2 separate regions of the Homo sapiens genome follow, and region 1 is linked to region 2. A link is a contact called in ENCODE Hi-C or POLR2A ChIA-PET data. All regions are on one chromosome and are shown on one strand. Each heading gives the region's core, a stretch centred on a gene start or an enhancer-like site at or near the end of the contact. The rest is flanking DNA. Distances are from core to core; before and after follow the strand shown. Region 1 overlaps CARMIL1 (capping protein regulator and myosin 1 linker 1). Region 2 overlaps CARMIL1 (capping protein regulator and myosin 1 linker 1).

What was found. A loop is a pair of places that touch in the nucleus more often than their neighbours do. ChIA-PET counts read pairs that join two places held with the same protein, here RNA polymerase II (POLR2A). Pooled maps may share reads with other maps.
Region 1: a map of OCI-LY7 shows a loop between it and region 2 (4-fold over the local background). The contact joins two enhancer-like sites. A Hi-C loop is called at or near these places in 1 of 168 maps with a recorded cell type or tissue (OCI-LY7), 8 of 37 single-sample maps with no recorded cell type and 10 of 50 pooled maps. POLR2A ChIA-PET finds 5 or more read pairs at or near these places in 7 of 52 experiments (A549, CD4-positive, alpha-beta T cell, IMR-90 and 4 more).

Annotation. Positions count from the first base shown.
Region 1 is chr6:25,402,066-25,408,030 of GRCh38, reverse strand. The region is part of intron 2 of CARMIL1 (capping protein regulator and myosin 1 linker 1); the gene reads right to left. All of the region lies in intron 1 of LOC124901281 (a long non-coding RNA gene), which reads left to right. Among named protein-coding and RNA genes, the nearest start is that of CARMIL1, 130 kb to the right of the region's middle. RefSeq lists an enhancer at 3,074-3,283. Within about 2 kb of position 3,135, at least 10 of the 41 ENCODE cell types and tissues checked have a DNase peak (open chromatin) inside an H3K27ac peak, as active enhancers do; they include OCI-LY7, where a contact is called at or near this core.
Region 2 is chr6:25,487,713-25,493,863 of GRCh38, reverse strand. CARMIL1 (capping protein regulator and myosin 1 linker 1) reads right to left here. Exons shown (of 37, transcript NM_017640.6): 13 at 5,279-5,382; 14 at 2,055-2,132; 15 at 1,840-1,916. Among named protein-coding and RNA genes, the nearest start is that of SCGN, 160 kb to the left of the region's middle. Within about 2 kb of position 3,275, at least 5 of the 41 ENCODE cell types and tissues checked have a DNase peak (open chromatin) inside an H3K27ac peak, as active enhancers do; they include OCI-LY7, where a contact is called at or near this core.

The DNA of each region.
Region 1 (5,965 bases), core at 1,886-4,385, 86 kb after region 2:
GCACCACCACACCTGGCCCTCACAGTGTGATCCACGGGCCAGAGAGGCTGGCGTGACAGGAACTTGTTAGAAATGCAGAATCTGAGGCCTCAGCCCAGACCTGCTGAATCAGAATCTGCGTTTTTACTAAAATCCCCAGGTGATTCACATTAGCATTACAGTTGGAGAAGCACTCATAGCTAGTTCCCTTATTCAGGTACTACCACTACCCTGTTTATTGCCCCCTGACACTGCCAGGTCATTCTCCATCAGCACTAACCTATCTTCATCCAACTGAACCTCCACTGAAATCATTCCTCCATGTGTTAATGTCCTTAGCCTTCGTGTTCCTTGTCCTTTTATTACTCCCACAGAGTAAAACTTCAATCTTGGCTGAACTTACCTAGCCGCCTATTCCATGCTTGCAGTGGTAGCTGCCAAGCACAGCTGGAGAACTGATCTTACCCAGCAACCTGATTCCGTTCCCTTCATCTGGGAAGATGACTTTCCCTCCTACTTCACAGAGAAAACAGAAATTATCAGAATGGTATCACTTACCATTCCACTCCAAACCTCCACACCTGCCTGCATCTGCAGCTGTACCCACCCCCTCCTCTTCCTCTCCTTCTGAAGTGCTGGAGATAAATGCCCGTCCCTTCGTGTGGGCTCTGGGTTACATCCCACCTGTCTTTGCAGGAACCTTAAGCAACTAAATATCCTTTCTCTTCCATCTCTAAATATCCAAACATAGAGATGTTTAGACCTAGAGCTATATGCCTGGATCCTACACACCTCTTGCAGGTCCCCTCTAACTGTCTCTACCCTTTGAGCCCAACTTCTCAAAAAAGGTACCCATACTCAGTGTCTTCATATTCCTGCCTCCAATTCACTCATCTAGTGTTCAAAATTGGCTTCTGTCCCCACAACTCCACTTAAATTTCTCCTGCTTGAGGTGCCAATCTTGATTGCTAAATCCAACCTCACGGCTGCTAAATCCATGCACTTCCTAACCAGATTTCTCCTTAGCACTGGGCATGGCCCTTCATGCTTGATGTTCTCGTTTCCATACATTTTCAACTGGCCTCTGTGGTTATTCCTAGTCACATGTCCAATCCCCATTCCCTGCTACCATTCATTCTCTCTCATGACTTCAGTCCATCCCAGATGACTCCCAACTTTATGCACAGCCCAGATCTCCCCTCCGATCATCAGATCTATTGATCTAACTTCACTTGTATGTACTCCAACCCTTAAATTCAGCATGTCAACAACTAAACCATGATCTTTCTTTCAAAATCTGCCCTTCCCACAATAGGTCTGGCTCAGGAACAAGGATGGTCATCCATATGGTTTCCAAAGCCAGAAATCCAAGCATTGTCCCCTTCTCTTCCTATCTTAGTCATTCTCCAAGTTCAATGCAGTCTACCTCCCTAAATACCTCTTACATCCATTCACTTCTCTCCATCTCTACTACTATGATACTATTCCAAGCCACCACCCTCTTGCTCCTGGACCACTTGCAATAGCCTTCTAACAGATCCACTCCTGCCCCCTCAAATCACCTGCTCATATAGGATCTGAACGTGATCTTTTAAGAACCCAAACATTATTATGTCCCTTCTCTGCTTAAGCTCTTCAGTGGCTCTGCACCACTACACTGGCCCCTGCCTCCACCTCCAGCCTCACTTCAACCCAGCCACACTGGCCTTCTGTTGCTCTCCCAAGAGGAGGGCTCCTGCCCCACCTCTGCTTTAGGAGCTATCCCTTCCCCCTCTTGCTTTACCTTCACCTGGCTCATGCCTACTCATTCTTCAGGTAAAGGACTTCCCTAAGAAAGTCCAGACTACACCAGGTCTCCCTATTATATACTCCCACCGTATTTGCACATTTTCTTATGAATACTTATCACAGTTTTAATTAACAGTGGGATTACATATTTAATATCTACCAGCCCCATTAGACTGCAAGGTGCCTGGGAGCAGGGACCACATCTGTCCTATTCAAAGCTCTATTTCTCAGTGCCCAGTACATTCCTGGCACAAAATAGGTGTTCAAATATCTGTTGAGTGAATGAATGCAACAGGTTTTACTGCTCCTTCTCACCCTATTTCCACCTCTGAAAATTCAGGATTTTAGAAGGCAAAAAGTTGCTACGGTCTGTGAATCTGATAATAATTCTGTCCTGCCTGTTTTATCCTGCTGCCTACCACATAATTGACACATCCTTCCTGTTTAATAGCCATATCCTATAAGGGAAGTACCTAAAAATCTGTTGTTTGCAGCTTACCCACTTAAAACAGATCTACTAGCTAATTCCCAACTCACCTGCCAAAAGGAAAAGAAATAGAACAATAAAAAGATAGCCTAGTAGAGGAAAGGCATAGAAGTGTCAAGTGCTGACACCCCTGCCTTTTGCCTACTGTGTTCAAAGAACTTCCTCATTCACAAATTCATTACAGAAAGACAGAGTTTCAGTTCCAGAATTCTGCAGCTCTTACGATCTGGGAATGTCATTTCTAACAATGGATGTAGGGTAAGCAAAATCCACTTTAATAAAGGATTTCAGGTATCTGATGTCTTTCTGGATCTTGATTTTGCCCTTGATTGTGCCAACAGGACTACAGGGTTAAATCCACAAAACTAAATAATCAATAAAGGATGGGTCAGGGTACTGATGAGGCAGACCTTATATGAGGTATACAAATCACCATATATTATTTTAGTGGCAATGAATAAAAAATCTCAAACATAAGGCAGCCCATCTTCTAAAGCCAGGGCATATAGAAAGGGCATGCTCAAGGGAGCAAAGCTATTTTTAAAAATAGAGAATATTTTCTTTCTCGAAGCTCAGGTAAATGAGATCAGCTAGTGTTTCACTCAGGGAACACAGAAACATCACTGATTTACTAAAATAACTCCATTCAGCACTTTGACAAATGTCTCAAAGTTTCAAGATAAACTGAAAGTTCAGGCAGAGCTTTTTAAGCCAAACCCAGTCTTCACAACAGGAGGAAGTGAAACGTTGACGGGTTTAGTCATAAACACTGCTGCTGCTACACCTTTTAATGTAGAAATTAGCAACCCAGGATCTCTGCACAGCTGTGCCTCCTCCGCCGTGCCTCAGTGGGAACCAACAAACAAAAAGTGACTCCTCTGTCTTTACTGCTACAGATCCCTTTCCAAGCTTTCCTTTCCCCTGCACTTTGCCAGAAACAGGCCGGGTGCCCCAGTTTGGCATTAACCACTTCCTAGTGTGAAGCAGGGAACACTGCACCTCTATTTTTTTTTTTTTTTTTAAGACGAAGTCTCACTCTGTCACCCAGGCTGGAGTGCAGTGGTAAGATCTCGGCTCGCTGCAACCTCTGCCTCCCGGGTTCAAGCGATTCTTGTGAATCAGCCTCCTCAGTAGCTGGGACTACAGGTGTGTGCCACCATGCCTGGCTAATTTTTGTATTTTTAGTAGAGATGGGTTTTACCATGTTGGCCAGGCTGGTCTCAAACTCCCGACCTCAGGTGATCCGCCCACCTCATCCTCCCAAAGTGCTGGGATTATAGGCATGAGCCACCGCGCCCAGCCTCTATTATGTTTAAAGCTCATCACCTCCCCTCCCAAGGCAGCAAACTCCAGGTGGGTCCTTCATCCACTGTCCCTACCCCGTTCAAACAAACATATACCCAAAGCAGCCCTGCTGCAAAACCCATAAGATCCCTTCTTGCCTCCATTGAGAATGCTGGCATGGTGACAAAGGACTGGCCAGCCAGCAAAGGGACCAGCCAACATGGGAAGCCCCAACTTCCCTCTCTCAGAAGCTGTCCACAGACAACTCCCTGAAGCCCTGGTTCAAACTCCCTTCTATGTGGCTCCTCAAGTGCAGGCAGGAGAGAAATGGAGGCCCCTTGTTGAGCCAGGCAGAAAGCAGAGCCTAAAACCAGAGTAATCTTAGAAGTGGAGGGGAGGCAGGGTTACACCAGAGGATGTGTCTTCCTGACTCTCTATCTCTTGCTAAAATGAATTTCAATTAGATTAGCACTCTTTGTTTACAAACACTGTCATTAAATATTTGAGTAATTCTTTCAACCAATAATTACTGACTGCCTACCTTGTGGTAGGCACCAAGGATAAAAAGACATAAAGCTCTGCCTTCAAGCAGCTTATATTTCATTCAAAGGAGATTATACAGGAATAAATAAGTAAAACATATGGCATATCTATGGTGATAAGTGCTATGGAGAAAAATGTAGTACAAAAAGAGAATAGAGCGTGCTTAATGCCTGGGGGTTATGGAGAGGAGTGGTGGGTTAGGTGGGTGGCATTTTTAAATAGCTTGGTGTGACGTAATTATGAAGTGAGGTTGAGAAAGATCTAAAGGCAGTAAGAGAAAGAACCATATGGCTATCTGGGATAAGCATGGTCCAGACAGAGGGAATAGCAAACGCAAAGGCCCTGAGGCAAGAATATGCCTGCAGCAATTGAAAAATAAAGAAGAGCCTTGGCTTGAAGGGAGTAAGCGCAGGGGAGGTCAGAGGGGTGATAAGGTGGGGGTGAGGTGAGCCAGGAGGTCTGTGAGGCTTTATTGGCTGTTGTCCACACTGTTCTGACTGATAATTGCCCTGAAGGCCAATCTCTGACTGCCATGTTGGGTGAGAGAAGGAGAGTGGAAGCAGGGAGCTCAGGCAGGGGCCAACGGCAATAGCTTGTGAGAGATGGTGATGGTTAAGCCACAGAGGTTAGCAGGAGTGCTGAGAGGTGGTCAGACCAGATATACACTGATGATGGAGCCCATTGGTTTTGCTGAGGAAGTGAAATTGGAATATAAGAGAAAACTAGTTATTTTGCTAAGGTAACAGTTTGGTTTACACCCATGAAATAATTACATAGCAATTCAATTTAAGTGACTCCTGGATTGGTCTAGGTACTGTGTTACCTAGATGAAGTTTTTTGTTTTGTTTTTAAAAAAAAAAAAAAAAAACTCTTTATGGAAGAAATGCAACTTGAGAGGAAACAGCTGGTTCCAGAATTTTCCAAGTGTTATTCTGAAGATTATCAAATTATGTTTGTCCTCAGTAGGGGAAAAAATGATCTTCTGGAGTTGTGCTTTCCTGCTCAACCACCACCTTCATGCTCTAATAATTTCAAATGTATATTGTAAATATAATACCTATAATATATAACCTGAGATTCTATTTAAATTCTAAAACACAATTTTGGGAAAAGGGAGAATGGGAATATCCTTTCACCTTTTCTCTGTTCCCCTAGAATAGTGTTCTCTCACAGAACTTTCTGGAAATGTTCTGTATCTGCACATTCAGATACAGGAGCCACCAGCCACGATGTAGCTACTAAGCACTCGAAGTGTGACTAGTGTGACTAAATTTTTTATTTAATTTAAATTAATATAGCAATTATGGCTAGTGGCTATCATACTGGACCATACAGCTCTAGAAGAAGAAAAAATCACTACACAGTAAAACATTCATGAATCAGACATTACACTTTACTCTTAAAATTGAATTATAAAGTAAGTACAAAATAGATTGGCAAAATCAGAAAGCACATGTTCTTCTTTTTTATTATGCCCTAGAGTTACCTAATTCTCCTATTCCCTACATATATTCTTTGAAAAGAAACAGTAGCTGGCTTGGTCTTAGCAGTTTTTAAACACATTTTCTTGGTTTTTGCATGCAATTCCAATATCTTACAGGCCGTCATTCTAACACTGTCATTCAAAATGGGATTTTCTTCCTTGACGCGTATTCAACGCTAACATTCTAAATGTCACATAAAAATAAAGATAGAAGAGTCTTATTATAATTGAACAATCTTCCTGCTTTAAGTTCAAAGCACTCTCTGACATCAGTTATCTCTTTTTTTTTTCCTCCCAAGATCACCATGAATGAAAGGGCTGGTATTAGTTTAACCATTTTTTAGTTGAGGAAATCAAGGCAGAAAAAGATTAATGACAGTCAATTTCACAGTGTAAATATA
Region 2 (6,151 bases), core at 2,026-4,525:
TGTATATTCTTGTTCACTTTCTGCTGAGAAAATACTGTTAACTTACTCTAAATATATTTCTTCTCCTGCTATTCTGTCTTAGTTTTGAGCATTCCAGTGTTTCCAAATATTCACTGCCCCTTTTTGAAGAAGGATGATGCTTCATCCCTCTACTGACAGCAGGCTTGGCCATGTGACTCTCTTTGGCCAGTGAGACGTGAGCAGAAATGATGTGTATGACTTCCAGAGAGAAGCCTTGGGAGCCAGTATGTGCACCGCCATGATCTCTTTTTCTCTGCTATATGACTGTGAATGTTCTAGATAGGAGGCTGCTCTGCCTCCTGGAGTGAAGGTTATATGCCAGCCCACAATGGACATGTCACAAAATCACTGTTGCTGAAAGCCATCGACATTGGAGGAAAGCGGTCACTGTTACTGTGGAACAATCTAACTTATCCTGATGGATACACTAATGAAATTATCTGTGAATAAAAGAATGAATAGTCTGGCTGACAATCCACACCTCAACGTAAATGCAGTAATTTCAACAAAATTACTAAGGGCTTTCTACAACTATATCTAGGTAACGTATTAGGTATTAAACAGTTTAATAACAACCTTTCATGTGGAAGACAAGACAATTTGTTAGCGCAATTCTGTTCTATAAGCTTAACAGCTCTACTGAAGACCAGTCATCACAGAATTCACAGTATTTTGAACTCAAAAGTGCTGATTATACAAAAACCTTTATAGTCTGTGCTTTCATCTTGTAACCTAGTTCCCCAGTCAATTACTCCTCCACCAAAGCATGGCTTTATAAGCTGGCTTCAAATATATGAGTTGACTAGGTTTCAATTAAAACTCTCAAATGTTCGCCAAAATATAGTTATCATGGAAAATTCAACTTTTCCCACCATTATATTTTCAGACTTCACACTCTCTAACTTTAATCTATGGAGGTATTTGTGGCATATTTTTGCTACTGTAAAGATTTAATCACTATTGAAGTAATAAAAAATAGTACTTTAACATACAAAGTAATTGATTTGCAAGGCACAGTTATGGAATAAAGCATGCTACAAAACTGAATTTTCCAAATAAGTGAGGGTTATCCTTTTAAATATATAAGGCCTTTAAAAACTAGCAAAAATAAAAATATTTCTAATATTAACCAATACCCATGTTATTTAAAATCATATAACTAAAATATTATTTATAATTTATGGTCATAATTATAAATGCTAAGTGTTGAACTGTATTAATTCTTTAGATATTCCCAGATTCCATACCTATCTAACCCATGTACTTTTCATAATTCCTCTGATAATTCCTCTGCAGTCTCTTTGCATTCTAAGTTGCTACTGTCTGTGAATCCTTGATGCTTCTAATCTACTGCCTTATTCTGCAAACAATTAAAGTCAGGAGTGTATAAGTGAAGTAGTCAGACTGGCCCTCGATTACTTCTACAAGTGAAAATGCATGAGCTTTGAGATAACTATTCTCTTTACTCTCTGAAAGTAGTTTATACCTACATCCAAGCTCACCCGTGAGAAATACCTATAAAAGTTTCTAAAAGGGTTTTTCCCATATTAAGACAGATTGCCTGACCACATAGGAGAAATAGTGTATTATCACATAGTTCACGCAGGCAGGCTAGAATTATTGGTAAGAACATTAACCTACACTTAAAATGATAAAACAAAAACTTGAATGTTCAAGGACTAATATTCATAGATAATGCTTAAGGCTGCCTTCTTTCATATACAACATTCACCCTTTATCACTGTTTTCCTTATCACTACAACTTTTCTCAGAAGAAGACACTTCCAGATGACAATGAGAGCAGAAATAAATCTATACCGGTGAGAGAAGACAGTTCTGGAGAGGTTGAGCACAGCTAAATATTGAAGGCATCCACGGAGAAGAGCTCCACAGACCTGAAAAAGAAATAAGGCACTCTTCTTTTCAAGTATTTCTAGGTCCAGGAGAATCTTTTATTAGAGGTCCCCTACATCCCATCTAAATAGCTCTTCTGAGACCCCTCAGAGCAAGATATATATATATTTTAAATTTACCATGTCCAGGGAACATTCTGTATTGGATAAATCCAGATGAACAATGGCATTTGGCTGGGCCAAAAAATTATACATGTGCTTGAAAAAAAATAAAAGATAAATGTTAGGATTCTAGAAACACACACATACACACAATGCAAGTTAATGTTTTAAAAGGAAGTTGCCAGAATTTCTCAGATCATTCTCTGCTCTTCCCAAGGGGATTATCAGAATTTTCTGTCATTCCTTTAGGTTCCCTGACAGTGAAAATCCCAAGAATAGTTAAAATTATGTTTGAGTTAAAAAAAGGCCAAATGGAATATTGAAAACCAAACCCCCATTTTGTTATGCATGACTTAGTTTTCCTGGATAGCTTAATTTTTATTATACAATTTTGGAACCGTGCTAATTCATTTTAACCCCTGAGATTAAAATACCACCTGAACTGCAATCACTCTATCAAAATGCTAATCACTTTTGAAAGTGTTTGCAGAACTACGAATCTGAATCTGAACCACAGGATGGTCTCAGGCTATCCTCTCTTCTGTCCGACATAATGATTTTTCTACCCTTAGTTACTTCTCAAAGCTAACAAGAATGGCTTGGCAGCAATATGAGTGCTTTTTTAAAAATTTCACTAATAGCTAAGACACTTCTGGTTTCAGGGGGTCACAATGCTTAAACTTCCCCAGTCCTCTCATTCAAGGCCATCAAAATAATGAGACTGATCAACAGATCAGTTCAACTGAGATACTGAACATCAACAGCAATGTTGTTCTGGAATTACCCTGTATGTGTAGCAACTGCCAGAGCCCACCCATAACAAGCTGAGTCCAAGCTCCCTGCCACCAGGCAAATAGCTTAAATTCTCCTCTGCTTCACTGGATGCCACTGGATACTTGCAAAAACAAACAAGCTTATACTGAGTACGTCCTTGCAAACATTTACTATGTGTAGCAGTTTGGCTATATGGTGCTTCAGAAGAATCCTATCAAGGAATTCAGAAGAGCAAAAAAATAGCCTGTAAACACTTAACACTTTAAAATAACCATACACACAGAATGACATTTATTTTTTTTTATTTATTTATTTATTTATTTATTTATTTATTTATTTATTTATTTATTTATTTTAAGACAGGGTCTGGCTCTATCGCCCAAGCTGGAGTGCAGTGGTATGATCTCGGCTCACCGCCACCTCCACTTCCCGGCATCAAGCCATCCTCCCGCTTCAACCTCCTGAGTGGCTGGGACTACAGGCATGTGACACCACGCCCAGCTAATTTTTGTATTTTTTGTAGAGACAGGGTTTCAACATATTGTCCAGGCTGGTCACAAACCCCTGGACCCCAGAGATCCACCTGCCTTAGCCTCCAAAAGTGCTGGAATTCTAAGTGTGAGCCACTACACCCAGCCATAGAATGGATGTTGTTATGAAAAGTTCTGATTCAGAAAAGTCATTTTGCTCTCACATGAAGATCCTCTGCCTCTCTCTCTCTGTTTGCCTGGCAAAAATTGTCTCAAGAGACTTTTAAGTTTACTGTGGCTTTGCTCCCAGCTACCAGCTGGGGGAGCTCTTATCACCATGAAATGGTGACAAGACTATTTGGCCACACTTCTCCAAAGAGGCCAGGCCCTGCTAGGCTGCTTTCCCTGAGGGCACAGGGTCAGGTAAACTCCTGCACCTGCCGCCAGGCTCCTGGAACTTTTGCCTTCCCCGCCCACTCTCCCCTCCAGCCCACTCTCACTCAGGTCTCATCGTTCCACTCCCCAGAAGCAAGCTACAACAGGACCCACCCTGGCCAGAAAAAGAAATCTTGAGCTATTTTGTTGTTTTAGGTGACTATTAATGTTCCTATTTTAGCTGAATCTTATTAATCTTTAGCCTTTCCTTTTATCCTTCCCTCTATTCTTCTACTTTGCCACAGTATTATTTTGGTGGTGTCACATTGGCCTTGTTTTATTTTGGGGGGGAGCAGATTTATGAACTGTCAGTGAAGGTAACAACTGAAACTGGAAAATGGATTGAAAAATCGTGGCACACCAGGAATCAAGTATTATTTAAATAATTTTAAGTTCAAGGGAGAGGAAAAGGAAAAAAAAATACAAAAAGGCCTTCATTTGTACTTCCTGCCTTACAGGTAAACCAAAACAAGAGAAATAAGAATAAATTTCACAGTGTTTTTCAGCCCTGTGGCAAAGCAGTGGAATGCAAATTAAGGCCATTCAAAGATGGCCGCTGGGTGTAGGCCATGTTGTTAAAGAAACAATTCTATCTTGGTGACTAGAGGGGATCATTTGCCACATATGGAAATGAGATAATACCTAATCCACTGTGTCAAAGATCTGCCAAATATTACATTATTGATTCAGTTACATTAAAAATTTTATTATAATTGAGAGAGTAGTTTTTGCCTTCATATTCAAACTCCGAAGAAATGGCCCCAGGTTATATGTTGACCACTCTTCTCCCTATTTTATTCACGGAATAGACGAGTGCTCAGGTTTATCCCAATACTCCCTTTCAATTGTAACCTATAACCATCAGTCTTCCCAGTAACAATAATAATAATGAGAAAGTTCAGTTAATGTGCCCAATCTTCCTTACCAGGCAATTTTAACCTGTAAGCTAATGGGTTTTTGTTGTTGTTGTTGTTGTTATTGTTTGATACGGAGACTCACACTGTCGCCCAGGCTGGAGTGCAGTGGTGTAATCTCGGCTCACCACAACCTCCGCCTCCAGGGTTCAAGCACTTCTCCTGCCTCAGCCTCCTGAGTACCTGGGACTACAGGCAAGTGCCACCATGCTTGGCTAATTTTTGTATTTTTAGTAGAGATGGGGTTTCACCATGTTGGCCAGGCTGGTCTCGATCTCCTGACCTCGTGATCTGCCTGCCTCAGCCTCCCAAAGTGCTGGGATTACAGGTGTGAGCCACCATGCCTGGTCCCTGTAAGCTAATGTTTTTAAATGAAGAAAAAAATTCTTCAACAGCATTACTTCCAAAAAAATGTGAACTTCAGCATCACTAAATGAGAAAAAAAAATAATTGTGGTGATATATGACATTTAATTAACGAATGCTCTGGAATTTTCAGTAAAACACTTCATAAGCTCGTAACTAAATGATTCAAAGGTGTCATGACAAAGAGAGAGGCAGGAAAATGCACTACAAAGACATGTTTAGAATTATTCCAGGCTTATTAAACACAGCTTCTTCGAAGATGGAATAAAGAAAAGAAAACTTACTGAGAGGTCATCTCCACGAAGGACGTTCCCTGAGAGGTCGAGGTGGACAAGGGTAGAGGCGGTCAATGGATTGGCACTGAGTGACTGAGAAAGGCTGTTCACCCCTGCAACATCAAGAAAATCCAGGCTCAGTTTGCACTCCAGGAAACAAAATGAGGTTTGTGTTTCTATAAATGGCCCAACACTTCCATCAAATTGCAGGACTGAGGTTAACCATGAGCACTGTCCCTGAAAGGTGGCGCTATGATTGTGTCTCCTTTTGATACACCCTCAGGAAGAACAGGTTGGTCAAAGACACAACCCCCTCACTGAATCAGAAGGAGTAATGAATTGGCTTCCCTTTGATCCATGTCTTCTGATGTGTCCAAGGACAGAAAGGATTTTAATCTGAAGCCTTAGAATGATGAAAGCAATCTAGTTGACAATGTTTATCCTTCTCTTAATCCTGCCAGGTGATTCTTGAGTTAGTGCCTGGTGTTTAAATGATGCATGTCCAAGTTCAGATAATTTAGGCTATTTAAAGTATTGGGAAGTTAAAAAGAGAAGTAGACAGCTCTTCTTAAATGTATTACATTCAAGGAAACATTTGGATTAAAATGGATTTCACAAAGAATGAGGAGATGATCTGTATACCATGTAAGATGCAATCATAAGGAAAAATGTATAATTAGCACTCTATACACTCTTTACATACATAACATAAATGGCTCAAATTAACATAAACTGAACTAAACTGACAAATTCACCTCAGAAAACAAAGAATGAATATGTGAGGAGGCTGCTTATCCTGTATGGATAGAACTAAGTTCTCTTATAGGTGGGTAACAGTTATTGACAGGCCTGCTAGTCATGGTTGTCTAGGGGGCCATTTCT